Regions from separate parts of the Homo sapiens genome. Here all the other regions are linked to region 1. A link is an interaction called in ENCODE POLR2A ChIA-PET data of the cell type or tissue named here. Cell type or tissue: GM12878. All regions are shown on one strand.

Region 1 (2,500 bases):
TATTTTGTCATCTCTGGCAAGATTTAGTGTTAATGACTTTATGATGTCTTACCACTTCACTACCACCTGAAATAATCACGTAGAAGCAATTCAGTTCAGTAGCTACTTCCTGTCTTTGTAGTCCCATGTACTTTCTGATGAGACAAGAGATTTGATTTAGTCCTACATTTATTCTGGTAATTATCATACTGTGTCCCATTGAAGTCTCAAGTTACATATCTTTTGAGAACTGTAACTCCCTATTATTTCACTATATAATGTTTTCAATTCTATTACACTTAATACACGTATTTCAAAAATAATCTTATTTTATTTTAGAGACTATGACATGTTCAATAGGTTATAAATAATAAAAAACATGACTATTAGAAATAAATGAGTATCAATAGATGAAATGTGTTTGGATGCTGTAACCCCATATGTATTTTGTTTAAATCCACAGTGATTGACTCTGTTTCTAAGACCATAGGTTCCAAATTTTGAAATGTCCTACCCTAACTGAGGTAGAATTATTTGCAATTTATTTTGATGAAAAAATTACTACCATAATTACTACTGTAATTTTTTTGAATAATTACTACTGTATAAATTCTTAGCGATGTAAGAGCCCTTTGGATTCTTCTAGGCCAATTACTTCTTTTCACAAGTGACAGAATGGAATCCACAGTAGGTAGATTTAGGTATTTTAGCCCAGTTTTTTTTTTTTAATATTGTCGTAGGGTTTTCCAAAGGTACCTAATTCCCTTTTTCTCCCCACCATTCTGGGAAAGTATCATTAGCAACTATACATAAAAATGTAACTTTGCTTTAAAATAACTAATCATTATATCTAAATTTCTATGTTAAATTTCTTCAAATTTCTCTTAGCTATTGTTTCAAAATGCACACATTCGTAGATAAAATTCCACTGCAGGGAAAAGTATTCACAAGTAAACATCATCAGTAAAGAATTAAATTTCTTGTGTTAGCTTTTTTTCAATCGTATTGAATCTTCAATGTTTAAAAACTAGTTTGAAATGTTCATCAAATCCACTGAACTGCTGAATTTTCACATTTTTTATAATTTGCATTGATTTATGGATGGTTCTACTTGCTAGAGACTCTGGGTAAGCACAATGAATTTTAAGGATGCTTCTAACGTTTAGAGATTCACCATCAGAACATCATGTAAGGTACAAACCCACATATATAAACCTTCATGGCTTGTAATGAAACCTTGTCCCATGACTTGTCTGAGAGAACAGTTATTTCACTTTTGATGAGAAGAAAAATTTGCAAGTTCAAATGCTTCTGGGGTTTTCTGGACTCCCTCTGGGACTTTCTGTGCTCTCTAGCGCTCTAGGCTCTCTCAGCCACATCTTAAATACTCAGATTTCCCCAGAGCAAGATTCACAAGACAATTTTTTTTTTGGTCAACTTAATTGTTATGTGATGTGATTTAGTTTCTCTGTCCAGAGACTTCGAATTCCTTAGGAAGTTTTTTACCTTACACTTTACCCAGGAGAAGTCTTTCAATATGTACATTGATTGAAAAAGAGGAAAATTCTATATGTGGTTCATTATTGTTCTTTAAACCAATATAAGAGAAGGGAACATAGCTTAAACATGTTATTAACATCTAAGGTACAAAAATGTCTATTGAAAATGCTATTAAACAAATTTAAAGATCAGGGCCTTCAGAATGTTTTAATTTGAAACAATTCTTTTTCTTAAAGACTTTTACAACCAGGCATCTATTTTAGCTGCTTTATCTGCAGCCTGGTCCAGAGAGGTAAACTGGATTTAATGGGAATTTTAGTTGTTTTGTTTTTTTCTTTCTACAACCTGTTGGTTTCATCTGCGCTAAACTCAGCTCCTACTTATTGTTGAGGGGAATTGAGCTATTGAAGAGTGGCAGCACTTGCTCCTACATGGGTCAGTGGTGTGCTTCCAGTGTTTCTGTGCTGCACAACAGATTATGAGCGTCACTAATAACCAAGCTCTTGATTCAATTCAAAGGCTTCCTGTCGTTTATCCAGCAGAGAAGTACAACTAAAGCTGGAAGTGATTGGAAATTGTCTAGTTTTTGTCATTTAAAAGAAGAAAGGAATTATAAGAAAATAGTAAAGTGTCCAGCTTTATCTTTAAAAATTTGTATATGCCAATGCCTGTATTTTATGAAATTCAATTTCTTTAGTATTATACATATGCATATATAGGTAATGATCTAACTTAGCATGTGTCTTTTAACACATTGTTTAGCTACAGTTTTTGACAATATCAGTTTCCACCTTCTGTTTCAGAAGCTCCTTCCTTTCTGGTTCCTAAGAAACATTTGCCTTTCTTAAAATCTGTGTGTTTCAGTGTATTTTCTATACAATCCACACTAGTTGTAAGACATGCTTTGCAATAAAAGAGTGGGTTTCCAAAGTCAGACAAGTTTAGGAAACATTTCATACTACATTCCACCTCTCAAAGATTTGCATATTAGTATACTAAAACCTTGGAGAGGTCCTACAGT
Region 2 (2,500 bases), 790 kb after region 1:
CAACACATGGGAATTCAAGATGAGATGTGGATGGAGACACAGCTAAACCGTATCACATACCCTCAATAGGGTTTCAATGAGGAATGCATGAATTAATACGTGTAAAGTGCCTAGAACAGTGCCTGACATACTGTCGATTATATAATAAGGGGTTCTTCTCATCATATCATCTATTAAAAAGATAGACATGCATAAATTAACAGTCCTACTATAGATGCAGCCTTCATTGAGCAATATCAAACATAACTTCAATAGACTACAGACAATTTGATAGTCTACAAAACAAATGACAGGTTGCTATAAGCTATAATTAAGATATTTGAGATCTATATCATAATAAAAATAAAGGTTTTGTTTACAGTAACACTCTGAGCTTATGTGAAGTGAAACTTTGTCTTTTTTTCTTAATCTCACTGACCAATACAAAAATATTATTGTGCTCTGTTTTATTATTCTCAAGATACAAAGAATTCTAGTATCTTAATGTTACACAGCATATTAAAATTTTTGATCTTCTAATACTCTAAACCCTCACTTATATCTCCCCAGCTCTGCATAAAAGGTACCATATATATTTTTGATTTGGGTATGCCACTAAACCAGATATATTTTATTATACACTTTTGAGAAAATACACGTATAACTTGAAAAAGAATCACTGATAAATAATTGGATACATTAAATAGATAATACTTGACTGTTGGTTGTTGAACTGGGGATTAAGATATCAGATAGTTCCCCAAAGTAAATACCTTGATTGAATGATCACAACGGAATTTATAAATTAAATACAAAAGATTACGTTAATGTGATATAAATGGGAACATGAGAAAATATCAAAGTTGAAGTTTTTGTTGGAAAATGAATTTGAAATGATCTCTTATGCATATGCAACTTTTTAATACATACTCTCTGAGGTACATTTACACTCACATTTAGAAGTCTAATTAGTAATAAAAAGGGAAGAGTTTGTAATGATAGCACCCTGCTCTTAGGGTCCCTATTACAGATTCTGAAAACAAATTCATTAATATCTTAATCTACATTATATCATTTTCAGTACGCAAATACTTCAGCCCAGAAGATGTAAACTTTATTTATTTGCATTTAACCTGTAAGGTTGAAGCCTAGAGATCTTGTTTCTTTCAAAAATCAGGCTTTTGACATTTTTCTCCTGCCAAACAAAAGATTTAAAAAAGAAGTAGCCAAAATGCTTTTAAATACGTCCCTTTTTCTAATATGTGCTGTTTCTTGAGAAGGCTAAGAGGCATTTAGGTAGAGAACCATCAAAAACATTGCTCCTAATGCCTCTCTTTTAGGCTATTACTGGTAGAATCCCTCTTAACCCTTGAGGCAACTCAACAATTGAGTTAAGGAGATTTTCGTGTATCGGTTTTGCCTGTCATATGGTTGACTTAACTTCAGAATATACTTTGCAGCTGAAGGTTCATTTCCCTCAATTTGTTAAGTGGCTAATTATAAAGGTTCACAAAAGAATTGACACAAGGGAAAGAGATGAGCCTGACTTCTATCAGCTGCCCCAAGGGACCTGTACAAGTGTCATCTGTAAAAACAGAGCACAAATTAAACAATGGCCATAATAAGCTGCCAGGAGCAGGGGTGTATTGAAAGGGGAATTCTTATGTAGATGCAAAGCAGGCACTAAATGGCTGGGACTTTTGTTTATTTTTTCACATTGACAGCTAAGGTCCAATGTAAGTAATTGTATTTAAGCTTCTGCTGCAAAAATAAAAGTTTAAACCTGAGTTGACCAAAATAAGAGAAATAAGAAGACAACTCTTTATTTTGTATCTGCAGCTGACATATACATATTTTTCTCTCTACAATATATTGGAAATAGTTTTGAAATCCAATAAAAACCTAGCTATAATTTCTGAATAAGCAGATATTTTAAATAAAGTTACTAGAAATAGTAACCACAAATATGAGTATGAGATGAAACATCTATTTTCCATCAGATCAGAAACAAATATTTTCCATCAGATAACTTGATTTTCTCTTTACAGGCAGTGCCATGAATTCTAAATATCCGCGTTTTTAACATTTGAAAAAGCATAAACAACAAAGAAAACTCTCTTTACTTGGAGCTATGATAGCTAATGAAATGAAATGAAAATTGCTGCATTGTTTCTACCTTTCATCAAAACATCTCTGTGCATAGTATTTGCATCATTATGTAAGACATTTGCAAATATGTATAATGGTTTTGCCTATGGGAAAAGTCTCCTACTCTAATGTATTCCTGAAAGATAAATGAACAATTCTTTAGGTATGATAAAAAGATTCAGAGGGTTGGATAGAGCAGTGATATTAAAACTACAAGCTCATCATTTAAGTTTTTTTTTTTAAATGTCAATTGCTAACACTGCAGGTCTGTATTTTACTTAGTTTTTTTTCTCTGCAAACTCACCACCTCTTTTCCAATTTCTTTTCTGATTCAAGATACGCAACATCCTGTTTGCCGGAGCTGCCTGCTTTG
Region 3 (2,500 bases), 800 kb after region 1:
ATAGAGTTAAATATAGCATTTAAAAAGCCAAGAACCTAGAAAATGTGAAAAGGAGAAATAACTCACCTGGCACACTATGTTTACAGTTGGTGTGCGTTGGTTTTGAAACCATCACACGAGGTTATACGGTCAAACAGCAAGACTGAGTTACGTAACCAGATGATAGGTTTATGTTGACAAAGTTTCTTTACAAAGATGAAAGAACTAACTTCCTAAATACTTATCACCATCTTTTAAATGTGTAGCTATGTGATAATTTAAGCATAATTTTGTTGACATCATTTCTTTTAAGATTTTAGGATAAAATATATGGTTTGTTGTTTTCTGTTTTTTTTTTTCTTTTTCTTTTATTTTCATGTGGCAAGTGACGATTAAAGAATTAAAGTTTTCTGGTGAATGAAACAGCCAGACCACTTTTCATGACAAAGTTGGTAATTAGAAGGCCAATTTAATGGTGAATCAGGCAGAAATATTCAAACCATGACAAATGACTTTAATAATGCAGCTTGCAATGCTCGAACAGAAATAAATTTCACTTCCTCAAACTCTCGGCTTTTTCTGCCTGCCTGGAAGATAGAACTGTCCAGGAGGTATTTTGTACCCTTTATTCAGTAAAGCTTTTACTAGATTTTAAGCGACCAAATAGCTTGCAAATGCAAAACATCATTCAATTTCGTATGATTTTTTTTCCTGAAGGTAGACCGTGTTCAGAATTCTGAGTAAGTCAAGATTTATTTTTCTTCTGTCCTGCTTAGCCCTGCAATAGTGTTTTATTGTTGCCACTCTCTGACTTGAGGTATTAAAGGGAGCTGCATTGGCCTCAAAATTGAAAGCTAATTTTGGTGTTTGTCATAAGTTTGTTAAGACCACATGCATTCCACAGTTTGAAAAATTTCATTATTCTGTCCATGCTGGGGCTTCGTAATTGGATAGTAAGGATGTTCAAAGACTAATTTAGTGAATTGCACAATATTTTAAATGGAATCATGCAGGTTTATGGGTCCTTGGGGGATTCAGCTAGGAGCCTCTCGAGAAAATCTGTTTATCAGTAAATGATATTAGCAGCTTTCACCTAGCTTTTGTCTTCATTAAATTGCTGCTCTCCCAATTGAGGGTCACATCTGAGGCCTGCTTTGATAATTTGTCATTATTGTCTTGTTTATTGGAGCATAAAGTTGATACAGGCTGGGCTGTGCTGTTTATACACCATGTGCAAAGAAGTTTTTATTAACAATTCCACCAGTGCTAAATCAAAGTGGAATTTTTTAGGGTTCAAGAAAGGGAATCATTTGTAGCATTCTAATTTCCTCTAAAACTCTCTGAGTCCATGCCATGCCCCCTTCTCTAACATGTATAACACATAATGGCATTGCTAGAGCCAATTCTCCACAGGCATTTTTTAAAAATCCATTTTTGTCTCTCAAAATAAGGTTAAATTTTGAAATCCTTTTCATAGTATTGGCCTGTCATATAAAACCGAATTCATGCAATAGACTTCCCTTAAAGTATAACATTTACAAATAATTACCATTAACTGTTTATCTTAAGAGACTTGGGGGTATAGTTATTAAAATTATTAAGAAACGTACTATTTATTGCAGTGCAGTCAAGCATACTTTTCATTGCACTTACATGTTTTAAGTGGTAAAGGGGAATTCTTTAAAACTGTGTTCATGACATATTTGAAAGTATCACTGAGTATGTTTAAAATCATACCCACATCAATGCACAGTTTGTTTCTGACTGTGATTTACATGTGGATTTCCATGATGTGTTCTTTCCCAGTGATGATGTGGGGCCTAGAACTGGGAAACAGGGCAAGTAGACTCTATTTTCAAACAAGTCTCCGGTTCAATCTGCACATCTGGGCAATTTGCGCATGTCATGACTGCCTCTGTTTCCTAGTAGAACCGTCTCATGGACTCTCATCTTCCCTCTGCATGTGAGCTGAGGTTCATTCATCTCATTGATAGGTTCAGACAAATCTGCCTTTCCACCTCCATCTTTCATGTCTTCACCCTCCATCCTCAGTCCCTTATCCACACCCACCCCCCCTATGAAGCAATAATGTTTATTTCTCTAAGAGGGACTGGGCCTAGCAGTAAAGAGAACAGAATTTCAGCAGTCGACGCACAACATGCTTTCGTGATACAAGTTAGGAGAAAGAATGCTGATTCCCAGCAACACCCGTGGGGAATTCCATGGAGTCCACCTGGGCTAGTTGCCACTCTGCAGGTATTTTATTTTGCACAGCCAGTATTCCCACTTCCTGAACTGCTCTTAGCCCTACTCTCCCTGAGATGGGGGTTAAGGAGAGCCAGTGCTCACTTGTAGACCTAACTGTATCCTACACAGTGTCCATAGGGGTGGAGAAGATGCCAGAAAGGAAAAGGCTAACCCTTCAAGTATAAGGACAAGTAGAAATAGTAAGTTTCAACCTCTCAAGGGCTCAGAATAATGGCTTAGGCTTTCCTTATGGTGGCTCATGCCTGTAATCCCA

What was found. Peaks named below come from ENCODE experiments on the same cell type or tissue, not always from the same donor. Only the 100,000 strongest peaks of a DNase experiment are listed, where the experiment ranks them.
Region 2: POLR2A ChIA-PET joins it to region 1 with 5 read pairs; 2 of 35 experiments call an interaction of 5 or more read pairs at or near these places.
Region 3: POLR2A ChIA-PET joins it to region 1 with 5 read pairs; 2 of 35 experiments call an interaction of 5 or more read pairs at or near these places.

The regions. Positions count from the first base shown.
Region 1 is chr13:78,200,285-78,202,784 of GRCh38, forward strand. The region is part of intron 2 of OBI1-AS1 (OBI1 antisense RNA 1); the gene reads left to right. Among named protein-coding and RNA genes, the nearest start is that of OBI1-AS1, 150 kb to the left of the region's middle. RefSeq lists an enhancer at 1,234-1,303. In GM12878, no CTCF peak of the experiment used is centred here; a DNase peak (open chromatin) is centred at 1,287.
Region 2 is chr13:78,992,489-78,994,988 of GRCh38, forward strand. No RefSeq gene overlaps it. Among named protein-coding and RNA genes, the nearest start is that of LINC00331, 150 kb to the left of the region's middle. In GM12878, no CTCF peak of the experiment used is centred here; a DNase peak (open chromatin) is centred at 1,523.
Region 3 is chr13:78,997,978-79,000,477 of GRCh38, forward strand. No RefSeq gene overlaps it. Among named protein-coding and RNA genes, the nearest start is that of LINC00331, 160 kb to the left of the region's middle. In GM12878, no CTCF peak of the experiment used is centred here; no DNase peak of the experiment used is centred here.